Linked DNA regions of Homo sapiens: region 2 is linked to region 1. The links are chromatin contacts, found by Hi-C or POLR2A ChIA-PET in ENCODE. All regions are on one chromosome and are shown on one strand. The core of a region is the stretch at or near the end of the contact, and the rest is flanking DNA. Distances in the headings are between cores, read along the strand shown. Region 1 holds the start of CARINH (colitis associated IRF1 antisense regulator of intestinal homeostasis). Region 2 holds the start of C5orf15 (chromosome 5 open reading frame 15).

Region 1 (6,801 bases), core at 2,764-5,263:
CTTGGGAGGCTGAGGTAGAAGAATCACTTGAACCTGGGAGGCAGAGATTGTAGTGAGCCAAGACCACACCATCACATTCCAGCCTGGGGAACAAGAGCAAAACTCCATCTCAAAAAAAAAAAAAAAGACTTCCTTTTCCCAGAAAACTAAGGGCCCCCCTACATCAAAATTATTTCCCTTTGGCTGTTCAGGAACAATTGCTCATCTCCTTTCGATTTTTTGACTTTTAACTCCTCCTCAAGGAAGTTAAGGGATGTTTTTTGCTATTGGTAGGTTGTGCTTTTCTAGAGGGAAATAGTTCTAGTATTGAGATCTAAACTGAGAATTGCTGATTATCCATGGAACAAGCATTTTAAAAACAAGACCAGACCCTAGCTCCCACAGAGGACATGGTTGATAGCTTAGTACCAAAGCACAAGCATTATCTTCTGAGTGGGAAAGCAGATATGGAGCTTCCTTGCCCACCTGACACCTAAGCCAACATGTGCAGAATTGGAGCCCTCCAAAACTTGGGCCTCTTCCAAGGTTCTCCAAGTCAATGAAGGGCATCATTGTGTCAGCTTGGGTCCTCCTAGAGCAGACACCAAGATGGAATTAAACCTGGAAGAGTTTATTGGGGAAAATGCCTATGAAGAATAAAGAGGAGCAGAAGCAAGAGTAAGCAGAGAGAGCCCCACACCGTAATGCAGGTCTGACCCCTGTGAAAGAGAAGAGGGAAGGATGGAGGAGTAGATAGGAAGAGCCTCAGACTGCAGAGCCATTCTGAGAAAGTGCTGGCCAGACTGACAGGAAGCCCCAGAGTACAGGTGGCCCATTAGAGGAGTTTTGCCTCTGGCATTCCCTCTTATAGCGTCAAATGCATCTTGTAGTATTTAGGATGGCATTCTATATTTGACCAATTATTTGATTGCTTTATTACCTCACTCAAGTGTGTTTCCCGAGGGCAGAGACCACATTTATTTTTGCTCATCACTGAATCCCCAGCATTAGCAGGGTGGCTGCATTTTGTAGTTGCCACAGAATATTTGTTGAATGAAATATCTAAAAGGGTTATTTTTTTCATTTTTATCTGAATCACACATCAGGTATTTTTTTTTCCTAACCAGTGACTCCTAAGTTAGATGCTGCTTGCACCATGCTTTCATTCCATTTATATCATTCTTCAGCTGGGTTGCGTGATCATCAGCTGTGCCCCGCCCCCCAACCCTCCATTGCCCGATTCTGTAGTAAAGTCTTTTGGGACTGGCCTTGGACTTGGACTTTTGCTTCTTTTGTGTCTTTACTGACTATCAGTGCAGGCCTGGATAAAGTTCTTGTTGCAGAACTTGCTACTGCACAAACTTTTGTTCCAGGGTTAGATCAGGAAGGATAGTAAGGAAAACAGAGCTGTCTCCAAAAGGTGGGATAGAAAGCTGTCCTTTAGAAGTTAAATTATAAATCAAGCCAATCAGAGCAAAGATACAAAATGTCTCCATAAAGAAAAATAAGGGCTGAGAGACCTTACTGAGTAATGTTACTCAGTAACGCCTTGCTCTATCTAAAAATGTCCATCTGAGGAGAGGCGGCCTGGGTACCATAATACAGAGAGCCTCATCGACACAAACAGATGGTGTCCACCAGGCCCCATCTAGGGAGAAGGGCTGGCCAGGCCAGCAGGGATGAGTGAACAGTACTTCCTATAGGTTTTGACCTGTGTTGTGGAAAGAGACATCCCACATTGCCCGAGCCTGATATCATCAAACATTTAAGTCAGACAATTCACTCTTCCGATTCTGATTTTAGGCTCACTAAGCCACCTTCTGACTATGGGGCTCCAAACTGCATGGCTACAAGAAGAGAATGTGTTCATCAGGTGGCCTCGAGTCCAGTGTTCCCGACAGTCTTGCTTCTAACAGGAATGGATAAGCTTCAGGTTTTGGGGTCAGATGGCCTTGATTCAAACCCTGCCACTAACATACATAGTAACTATGTGACCTTGGGATTTCCTTCATCTTTTTTTCTCCCAAATGAAAAATAAATAGATTATAATATACCACATGATAGTAGGGAGAAATAATGAGGTAATAATGCATGTAATGCATTTAGCATAGCACTTCTCTAGCAAATAGTGAATGAAATCAGTCAGTTGTCATTCTGACTTTATGCAACAGTGCTAATCGACTCTGGTACACTGGAAGTCAGATGAGATTTTTGGCCCCACAAAGTCAAGGACCAAACCTGGACCTTGGGAAGTTGCCAAGATGAAAAACATCAGGCCGGCCTTGACCTCCTGATGCTCTCTGTTCACATGTGTGATGTCTATAAAAGGTAACCAGGATTTGGCTTATCTGCTTACATCTCTTCCTGTCTTTTCCTGATCTTCATCTTCCCAAACATAGTTTTTATGCAGAAGCAGATTTAACTCTACTTTGCTATCTTGGAGTCAAGAATTGTCCTATAAGGAGGAAGAGGCTCCAAGGCTTGCCTTTTTTGTTTTTTCTTTTTCCTTCATACTACAGACTAAAAGTAGCATCTTCTGGACAGAGAAACAGGCTGTTGTTTTTCTAAGGTCATCATTTGGCCTGCCCCACTTTCCCACCTGCTCTTGAGGGAACTATTGCAAGGACACATACAAGCCCCTACATCAGTCACAGACCAGGGCCTCCATCTTGCAGGGAATGTGCCCAAATTACAAACAGGTAAACCAAAGTGACTCTGGGCAGATTTAATAGCTCATTTTGGTTTCTTGTTCCAGTTATAACAGACTGCTCTGTGTTTGCTCTATGGCAAAAACTTTTATGTTTGCTTTGCAACAAACGTACAGACAGGGCAAACTGTGTTTGGAGTATGGTGTCTTACCAATGTTTTCTAAAAGCAAGTGAATAGAAATGCTTGCAAAAGTATTTTCAGACCTCAGTGGCCAGCGCTGAACACCGCTGTAGGAATGTCCATCAAACGTTGTGGCCATGCTCCACTCTAACAAAAACCTGGTTCCGTGGCATAATTGTGGGGGCTAATTGTCAGGCTAAGTTTCAGACACCTTCCAAAAAAAATTGCAGGGCTTCCTCAGTCTTTAAACTCCAGATAATATTGTCCAAACTTTGACAACTAACCTGTTATCATGGAGATAGCTCCAAGTTGATGGACTGGCCATTAGAGAATGTCTATCAAGCATCCAGGTAAATGACTTGGTTGCTGCCCTCAAGGAACCCACTTAGAGGCTGTCAGAAAATTTTAAGTATTTTCTTCCTTCTATTGTTCATTCCTAAAATTCTGGCAGTAGGTATGATTATTATTATTCCCATCCCACAGGGGAAGTAATTAAGTCTAACTACTTGAATATTTTGCCCCAAATCACTGACAGTAAGAGACGGCCAGACACTGAAACCTGGAATCTCTAAATGTTTAGATATTGATGGGCACCGCTTAGACCAGGGAGTCCAAACCATAGGCTTGCTGTTCCAGTTTCTCTTATCGGATGAAGGGACCCCCATTTCACCGACGTCATTGACTTTTGGGTTCTCCGCTGACCCCAGATGAGATGCCTGGTACCTCATGGTCAAGTCCCCTCCAACGGGGACTCCTCAGAGGCTTGGTCCCAGTTGCTCAGGCTGCCATCTGCCTCCTCAGGCCAGAGCCCGAGGCGCCGCCAGCGGTCAGGTCCCGGGCCGGCTGCCAGCCACAGGCCCAAGTAAACGCTGAATGAAGGGCAGATGGAGGAACCTGTCCCGGTCGGCCGAAGCGCCGCGGGCGCCTTTCCACTTACGGCGGGCCTGCCCAGCCTCCCGCCCAGCCCGGGCCCGGGTCCCGCCGAGGCAGGTGTGCGTGGCGGACTAGCTCTCGGGCACTCGGCTGGCCCAGCTCCACCCCGAACGCCACCGGGCCAGGCCACGCGCAGACCCGAGCCCGGGGCCCCCGCCTCTGGCTGCCGGCCCGCGCCCGCCGCGCGCCCCGCGTTCACTGCGCGCTCGGCCCCGGTCCCGCCTCCCGGAGGGTTTCGCTTTCGCTTTCCTGCCGATGTCGTTGAGGAAAATGAAAGCGGTCGTGGCCAGGACTGGCGCAGCTGCCGTTTCAGGCGAGGGGCGCAGAATGCAGCGGCCGCCAGCCTGGAGCGCGGGCCCTGGGGCCGCAACCCGCGCCGGGCGAGGTAAGCACAGCCCCTTCGCGGCCGCCTCGCGGGCTCCTCCTTGCGGACCCGGCGGGCCCGACGCCAGGCGTTTGACCCGGGCAGGGTCAGGGGTTCTGCCGTGGGGGCGGGGAGGGCCTGAGAAGCGGCACCCTTGGGTTTCGTGGCTTTGAGCCTCCAGGCCAGGCTGGAAGACCTGGGAGGCCTCAGACAAGCGTGCCAAGGGGCTAGCAGCCCGGGGTCGAGCTGGAACCGTGGCAAGTCGGGCCACCTGAGCACGCCTTTCCCTTTTGTAGAGCACCGACCTCCCTGGGTGTTGGTAAAAATCAAAAGTGGGAGGGTGTACGTAAAATGCTGAACAGAATGCCTAACCTGAGCTCATAATCTACTCCCTCTGACCTGTCAGACTCATTTTTCCCACTGGGCCCCACCCCATACCTCATGTAGTTTGCTTAAGTTTCCTAGATCTGGTGCACCTGGGGGCACTTGGAGTGCCTTCCAAGTGTTCCTTGACCGAGCAAGCTGGCAGCTCATCTCCCTTGATCACGGGCATGGAGAGCAACTAGGCCAGGATGTGGCCCCCTTGCCCTGGCCCTGTCCATGTGAAGTCAGGGCCTTACTCTGCTGGGGCCCCCATCCCGGGGCTAGCATAGATGTCAGGGATAGGTGCACTCACAGACCGAGTCCTTCCCAGACCAGGAAATTTCCAGTCCACTGCATCTGCCAGCAGAAGCATGAAAGATGCGTGCCACCTTGTCTTTGCCCTTCGTCAAGTATAGCCAACTCATTCTTGGTATGCAGGAAGGGGGTTCCACCCCAGGGCTGTGGAAACAGCCCCTGCCCTTAGGGCGTTCCCATCCCCTGAAGAGAGAAAATATGTATTCAAGTTACCCATCAGGCAGGTTGTGTAGAACAAGGACAGGTGAGTGAAAGAGCTAAGAGCTGAGAGTAAAGTGACTAAATCATCAGAAACTTTACATTTAAGTTATGACAGGTTTTGCAGGCCAATACCAAGAATCCCCTTTAACTCAATTTTTGTCTCAATAATAATGAATTCAGCCTAATCACACAGATCTGATCATACGGCCCATTACTGAAACAAAACTTGAATGATCTTTACTTTGAGAAAACCATCTGAATTTGACAAAAGATGGTCTAAGTTCCTAAGTTTCAAAACATGGAGTCCGCCGCTGCCCTACCTCAGCAGGATGGTGTTGAGTACTGATTGCTTTTAGAAAATGCTGCTCTTGCCGGGCACGGTGGCTCACGCCTGTAATCCCAGCACTTCAGGAGGCCGAGGCGGGCTGATTACCTGAGGTCGGGAGTTTGAGACCAGCCTGACAAACATGGAGAAACCCCGTCTCTACTAAAAATACAAAATTAGCCAGGCATTGTGGCACATGCCTGTAATCCCAGCTACTTGGGAGGCTGAGGTAGGAGAATTGCTTGAACCCGGGAGGCGGAGGTTGCAGTGAGCCAAGATCGCGCCACTGCACTCCAGCCTCGGCAACAAGAGCTAAACTCCGTCTAAAAAAAACAAAGAAAGAAAAAAAGAAAATAGAGAAAATGCTGCTGTTTTCATGAGCCAGAAAATTAGATGCACTTCCATTCACATTCCATTGGCATGGACTAGTCTCATGGGTCTCACCTAATTGTAAGGTGGCTGGGAAATGTAGCCTGGTGGTGTTCCCAGGAGGAAAAGAACGAGAGACTGGTGAGCACTAGTAACCTCTTCCACAATCGACTAATGTGGTGAATTACTTTATCATGATGTATTTGTAATACACTTTCGTATTTGATTAGATAATATTTTATTTAGGAGTTTAACATCTATGTTTATAAGTGAAACTATCCTGTATTTTTCTTTATTTGTACAGTCCATATTTAACATTTCAAAATCAAGTAACAAATTGGGCAATGTTTTCTCTTTTTTTCTATTTTCTAAAGCAACTCCATTAAGATAGAGATTTTCTGCTCCTTGGAAGTTAGTAGGAGGCACTTGTAAAATCTTCTGGGTCTGAAACTCTATGGGGAAGAGGTTTCAAAATTATTTGAGTCTCTTAAGTGGTTATTCACATTTTTGTGCCAAATTTGGCAATTTTTATTGTCTAGAAATTATTCATTTCATCTGTATTTTCAAATGTATTATCATGTGTTTATATTATTCCTTTATAAGTTTTAAAATGTCTGTTTTATTTGTCATTTCTTCCTTTTTCTGTAATCTCATTTTTAAAAAATCTTCTGTCAGTTATTCTTGATCAGTCTCACTAGAGGTTTGTCTACTTTCAAATAAATACTTCAAGTTTTGTTAACCACCTTTTTTTTGGTCCTCTATGTCCTCTATTTTGCTGATTCTGCCCTTATGTTTATTATTCCATTTTTTCATGTTTCTTTAGTCATATGCTTTTGTAATAAATTCAAACAGTATAGACATTTGTAAAGTGAGACAGGAAAGTCCACTTCAGCCTCCATAGGCAACCACAGATATCATATTGGTGTGTTTTTCTGGACCCTTTCCTATGCTTATACAAATATTTTTCTACAACTTTCTAAACTGAAACTCATAGGTAAACTGCTCTTTATAGGCAACCACAGATATCATATTGGTGTGTTTTTCTGGACCCTTTCCTATGCTTATACAAATATATTTCTACATCTTTCTAAACTGAAACTCATGGGCCTCTTTCTGTGGTGTA
Region 2 (6,801 bases), core at 2,528-5,027, 1.6 Mb after region 1:
AACCATTATCTCACATGGATTATTACAATAGCCTCCTAATTAATCTGCCTGCTTCCACCCTAACTTCTACTGTCTATACTCAACACAGCAGCCAGAGTCATTCTGTCAAAACTTAAATCAAATGTTACTCCTCTACTTAAGACCCTCTAGGGCCATCCATTTCTCACAAAAGTGAAAATTTTTATAATAGCCTTCAAGATCCTACATGATCTGGCCCCCATTACCTCACTCTCATTATCTTACTAATCTCCCTAACAGCTCTATCCCCATTACCTACTTAATAGATAGCAGGCACTCAATAAATATTTATTGAATATGCTCTCGATTCAACTCTCACCACAAATCCCACACCACATCCCACATAGCATCTATGCACCTACTGCACTCCCTCAAGAGCCCATGCCATGGTTCTCAGCAAAACGCCACTCATTCTTCTAAGGATACCCCCAGTATCACCCTATTCATTGTTTAACTCCAATACCTAGCACCAAGTAGGAGCAGAATGTCTTAGTCAAGCAGTAAAATCTTGGAAGTAATACACAAATACAGCACAAGAAAAAACAAATAATTGACCTGAAACATGTAATACAAAGGCTATCAACTTACTCAAACTCCTTCAAATCAGAGAAGTTGATTAAGTCAGATATGAAGAGTATTCAGAACAAAGGTACAACTCTGACTTTACGGATTTAACTGTTGACCTTCTATGAGCATATAAATAAGACTTCTAAATCTTCCCTTTCCTAATTGATATTACCTCTCTACTTGAAGCTTAACATTTTAAAAATAAAGCTTAGGCCGGACACGGTGGCTCACGCCTGTAACCCTAGCACTTTGGGAGGCCAGGGCAAGTGGATCGCTTAAGCACAGGAATTCAAGACCAGCCTGGCCAACATGGCAAAACCCCATCTCTACAAAAATACAAAAATCAGCTGAGCACGGTGGCAGGCACCTGTGGTCCCAGCTATTCAGGGGGCTGAAGTGGGAGGACTGCTTGAGCCCAGGAGGCGGAAGTTGCAATGGGCCAAGTTTGTGCTACTGCACTCCAGCCTGGGCGACAGAGCAAAACCCTGTCTCAAACAAACAAACAAAAAAGGCTGGGCACAGTGGCTCAGGCCTGTAATCCCAGCACTTTGGGAGGCCAAGGCGGGCGGATCACGAGGTCAGGAGATTGAGACCATCCTGGATAACACGGTGAAACCCCGTCTCTACTAAAAATACAAAAACTAGCCAGGTGTGGTGCGCGCCTGTAGTCCCAGCATACTCGGGAGGCTGAGGCAGAAGAATCACTTGAAACCGGGAGGCGGAGGTTGCAATGAGCCGAGATCACGCCACTGCACTCCAGCCTCGCGACAGACTCAAAAAAAAAACAAAAAACAAAACTTTATAAATTTAATTCTCCCCTTCTACTGGTCCCTTTTTAAAAACTGCCCTAAAATAAAACTATATCAGCATTTCTTAAACTTAAGAATGCAGAGGACCCCGAGAACTCATTCACACACTGGTTTGAGAAACAATGCCTTAAAAATGAAATGCATTATACATTAAGTTTAGGTGATCATTTGGGGACAATATAATGGCAAATGTAGAGAACCAGGCATTTTTGAAATGGCATGACCAAGAATTAGTCACCCAGTGATCCAAACTGCTTATGTTAATTTTTTAGACTTGATCAAAACAAAAACATAAAACAAAAATTCTTACAGACTGACGAGCATATAACCAAGCATTGACAGTTTTTAAAACCTAATATGGAACAAATTTAAATAAATCTAATGTGGTAACCTTCTACCTTTGTAAACTCACTTGAAATTTGGAACTCAACACATTCTAGACTAATTTTCTTATTACAGGAGTGACTACTTTGAAATTATAAGGTATGCTTACAAAAAATACTTATATCCCAAGCTACACTGTAGTGCAGTGGAGCTGCTCGCCTATTAAAGACATGTATGTTCGTTTTCATTTAGCTTCTTTTCAGGACAGAATAATCTGAATTTATGACATTTTAAACTGGTGTATGTAAAGACTTAATTTAAAAGATAAAGATTCTCTAAAATGTCTCAGTATAGTTAGAAAAATATTTATAGGGCTCTAACAAATAAAAGCAGAGACTAAAGGACACTTAACAGTCCACATTCTGCCTCACTTCTTGCCCAATTTTCAACCATCTCTTAGGGGAAAAAAGCTGTTTCTGAAACTACAGTTGCCAGATATATATCCCTTAAGCATTCCAGCAGGAAATATAAATGTTTGTGTTTTATTTTTCTTAGATGATTAAATGGCCAAAACAATTAAGCTACTTAAGTACTTTAGGAACGGGAATATCTGCATCAACCAGGGAAATCCTCATTACATTTCACTAATGATAAAAGGGCCTTAGGAAATGGACAGCAGTCCTTCCTCAGGGACTGCAAAGACTTCTGGGAGGGCGTCCAGTTAGCAACACTGAAATGTTGCTGAGGAAACATAAGTATGTACCCACAGTACTGTCGCAGAGGAATGTAGGGCTGGACAGGCCCTGCTGGCAAGAAAGAAAACACTATACCAGGTCACACTGTTTTGCAGCTGAAAATTCAAATTTAGGGAGAAACGCAGGACTGTGTCTTGGCCTGAAAGAAAAATGGGACTACTAAACAAAATACCGTTTAATCCTTACAAGTTCTTAATAGTGGATTTTTCCCACCAAGTATCAGGCACTGGTTTACAGATTTCCTAATTTCTCAATAAAAGCCTTCAATCTCTTGATTTCACCATGCAACATTTGCAAGAAATGAAATATTTTATCAATCAAATCCTACAGATGCATTAAAACGAGGCAGGGTTATCCTGGTTAACTCGGAACACAGGGAAGAGGAATCATGATCTCCCTTGTCTCCAAACTCCTCTCTGCCTCCCAAGCCTTCAGGGGCCCAACGCCCCAGTACTCTGAATCTTTATCAAACACCAGAACCTCCCAGTCTTCAAATATGCACCAGTACCCTAAGACAGCTCTTTCCCTTTCACTTTCCCTCTCGGAAATATTCCATTGGTTCAGTCCAGTCACTGGATTACTGCCCCTGCCCGCCTCGGTCTTTACCACTGACCTCTCCCATTCTGGAAAACCCCCACCTTTCCTTGGTCCTGCAAGATTCCTGAGTCCCCCAAACTCAGGACCCTTTCCAGACACCACACCCCCAGCCCCGGCCACCTCCTCAGCCCCTGTCGCCACCCTCTCTTCCAGAGTCTCCTAACTTTCCGATCCAAGAAATTTTGGAGACCCCACCACCGCCATTCCTTGCGGCAGCCCATTCTTCAACGATCTCTAGGCGCTAACACCACTCCTCCCTCCCCGCCCATCTACACACCCTGCTGCCTGCTCCCTGGGTTCCTGCATCTCTCAGGGACCCCGCTTCTCAGGCCCCTTGGAGACCCTACCACCTTGGACCCCTTCAGACACCATACCCTCCGTCCTCAGGCCCGCGGAGACCCTGACCCAACCAGACACCGCCGTCTGCTCCTGACACTTGGAAGCGCCCTTTCCCTGGCCCGGCCTGTCTCCTGCCCTGCGCCCGAGCCCTCCTAGCCTTCCTAAGCCCACACTGCCGCCCCCCTTTACCACTGGATAGAGCGGCGGACACAAGCAGGAGCGCCAAGACCAGCGGCCGCGCCAACCCCACAAGGGCTTGGATGGCCGACCCGGGCAGCAGTTTCGCTTGTGCTGGCCCCCTCATCCTCTTCGGGACGGCAGCGGCCATAACGGACTCGGCTGGGAGCCTGCGCTGTTGCTAGGCTCTACGCCATGAGGTCAGACGCCGCGGCCCTCGGCACATACGTCCCAGCGTGGTGACGTCGAAGCCTGGAGACGTGCTCTGGAAACCGGAATAAGAAGGAAGGATTGCAGGGAGGAGGGAGTTGCCGCTAGGCGAAAGTGGGGACCGCCACACAGTTGGCTGCGGATTAAAGGTAGGGTGTGACGTGCTGAAGAGGGCCAAAGCGAGCCCCTCCCTGCCGCCTGCATGATTGGGTACTATACAGCCAAAAATAGCGTTTTTAGCCATTTTAAAAAGGAAGATCCAGCTGTAGAACAGACTGATCACGAAAGCGAAGTAACTGCTCTTCCTCTCTCAAAGGCGAAAGAAACACAAATGTTAAGTAGTCCTATTTCGGTGATGGGATTATAAGTAATTTTTAAAAATCTTTCCCGACAGTCATTTATTTTTTTTCAACAAAGATTTAGCACCTCTCCCTATTTAAGATACAGCAGTGAACAAAAAGAACCCCCCACCCCCCCGCCCGCCTTGGCAGTTTATTTTCTTGTGAGGGCGAATATGGTGTAAAATACACACTATACAAGATGATAAAGATATTATGGACCGGCCCTAGTGCAGTGGCTCCCAGCACTTTGGGAGGCCGAGGAGGGCAGATCACCTGAGGTCCGGAGTTGGAGACCAGCCTGGCCAACATGGAGAAACCCCGACTCTACTAAAAATACAAAAATTAGCCAGGCGTGGTGGCGCGTGCCTGTAATCGCAGCTACTCGGGAGGCTGAGGTAGGAGAATCGCTGTAACCCGGGAGGTGGAGGCTGCAGGGAGCCGAGATGCCACTGCACTCTAGCCTGGGCCACAGACTCCGTCTCAAAAAAAAAAAAAAAATTATGGAGGAAAAGAAAGGAAGGTAGCTAGGAAGTAGAGGTGAGGGGCTGCCATTGAAAATAACTTTCAGATTTCCTAAAATAAGCTTCTCTTTTTAAATTTTGTTACTTGAAATCCCCAGTGTATAAAAATGCAAACTTACAAACTTCCAAGAAGTTCACCTAGGGCCCTGGCGCCATACTTTGCTCTGTGTGTACGTTCTGTAAATGTCTCCTTAATAAACAGATACAGGCTTCAATTCATAAAAGTTCCATTTGATCAATTTCAGGAAAATCAATGTGACGTTAAGCAAGACATTTATTGTGCCCACAGCTTCACCATTCTGGTCTCTATGATTCCCTGCGAAGATTGCTGTTATCCCCCAGAGACACAGCTGAGCTGTCTCTCTAAAGGGCCTGTGTTCTACTCCTGAATCTGGTTTCCCCTAAGCTTTTATCTCACCCTGGTGACAGCTCAGAAACACACAAACTCTGTGTTAAGAAAACTAAGAAGTCATTCATCTGCACATTTCCCGAAATCCCCCAGAAGCCCGTATTAGACTGAATGGTGTCCTTATTGCAAACTCTCCACTTTAGCCAAGGTGCAAAGTCCTCCCAGTCCCCCAGGAGCTTCCCTTCTCTGAGCGGTACTTAAGTTTTCTGTAAAACCACTCAGTTCAACAAATGAGCTTCTCAATCTTAGTTTCTGCTTGTTGACTTTAAAGTTAATCTATAATAAACACACTGCAGTCCTCTTCCCTGACTCATTGTCCACTTTGTCCATTTGTGTCCTCATACCAGATTGTCTCAATTCTCTTAACTGGTGAGATATTATGAACTCAAAGCATTTTGCACAATGATATTCCAACATGCTGCATGCAACAAGCAGACAATAAGTAACTAGTGAGGGAAATATTCCCTCATACTCAAGAGAACCCTTTATACATTTTTAAATATTTTAGGGCCAGGCTTATGCCTGTAATCCCAAGTACTCGGGAGGCTGAGATGGGAGGATCACAGGAGCCCAGGAGTTCAAGGCTGCAGTGAGCTATGATGATGACAGTGCACTTCAGTCTGGGTGACAGAGTAAGACTGTCTCTAAAAGTAAAATATCTTAATACTGTACCTGACATCTGACTAGATGTACCCAGCAACCACTATGTGCCATAATCTCTGGATAAATTCTATGAACATTCACTTAGAAATAGCTGCAAGTCCCTGAAGACAGTATGACAAATACTGAGGCCCACAGTTTTTGGGTGATCAGTTGCATAAAATGCTAAAATAGATGGTTCCTGTTTTGAATGTCACTTTCAAACATAGAAAAAAAAGGAATTCTGCTGAAAAATCATGAATGGAAAAAAATGTTCATATTTGTTGAAGCTGGATCATGCATAGAGTTTATTACTATTTGTGTTTCCACAATAGGCTGGATGTGGTGGCTCACGCCTGTAATCCCAGCACTTTTGGAGGCCAAGGTGAGCAGATCACCTGAGGTCAGGAGTTTGAGACCAGCCTGACCAACATGGAGAAACCCCATCTCTACTAAAAATACAAAATTAGCCGGGTGTGGTGGCAAATGTTTGTAATCCTAGCTACTCGGGAGGCTGAGGCAGGAGAATTGCTTGAACCCAGGAGGCGGGGAGGCTGAGGCAGGAGAATTGCTTGAACCCAGGAGGCGGAGCTTGCAGTGAGCAGACATTGTGCGCCATTGCATTCCAGCCTGGGCAACAAGAATGAAACTCCGCCTCAAAAAAAAAAAAATCCACCATCAAGTTATTAAAAACATATAAATATATGGGAGAATTCCAAAATCACCCCTTCCCATGACCCATATGGAGGGACCTACAAACATGAAAGGATATTACCAGTGATTAGGTTACTTTACCTGGCAGTTAACTTGAAGGGAGATTACCCTCATTGGGCCTAACCTAATCAGGTGAGTCCTTAAAAGAGTTGGGGCTCTACCTGGAGGAGACTGGAAGTGTGAGAGGGATTTCACATGAGGGAGTTTTTCTGTTTCTGGCTTTGGCGATGGAGGGGACCCCATGGCAAGGAATGCTGGCATCCTCTGAGCACTGAGAGTGGCTCAGCCAACAAAGAAATAGGGACCTCTGTCCTACAACTGAAAATAACTGAATTCCACCACAACCCTGAAAGCCTGGAAGAGGACGCCAAGCCCCCAGAT

Evidence for each region. A loop is a pair of places that touch in the nucleus more often than their neighbours do. ChIA-PET counts read pairs that join two places held with the same protein, here RNA polymerase II (POLR2A). Pooled maps may share reads with other maps.
Region 2: a loop to region 1 is called in a pooled map, with 5 times the contacts of the local background. The contact joins the promoter of C5orf15 here to the promoter of CARINH in region 1. A Hi-C loop is called at or near these places in 4 of 50 pooled maps. POLR2A ChIA-PET finds 5 or more read pairs at or near these places in 3 of 52 experiments (PC-9, activated B cell and naive thymus-derived CD8-positive, alpha-beta T cell).

Annotation. Positions count from the first base shown.
Region 1 is chr5:132,406,916-132,413,716 of GRCh38, forward strand. It overlaps CARINH (colitis associated IRF1 antisense regulator of intestinal homeostasis), which reads left to right and starts at 4,014. Exons shown (of 4, transcript NR_161242.1): 1 at 4,014-4,126. RefSeq lists an enhancer at 3,363-3,412 and silencers at 3,653-3,952, 4,023-4,312.
Region 2 is chr5:133,964,848-133,971,648 of GRCh38, forward strand. It overlaps C5orf15 (chromosome 5 open reading frame 15), which reads right to left and starts at 3,778. Exons shown (of 3, transcript NM_020199.3): 1 at 3,599-3,778. The coding sequence starts at 3,737. It overlaps LOC105379183 (a long non-coding RNA gene), which reads left to right and starts at 3,842. Exons shown (of 2, transcript NR_134247.1): 1 at 3,842-3,945; 2 at 4,904-5,376. RefSeq lists enhancers at 2,972-3,071, 3,702-3,921.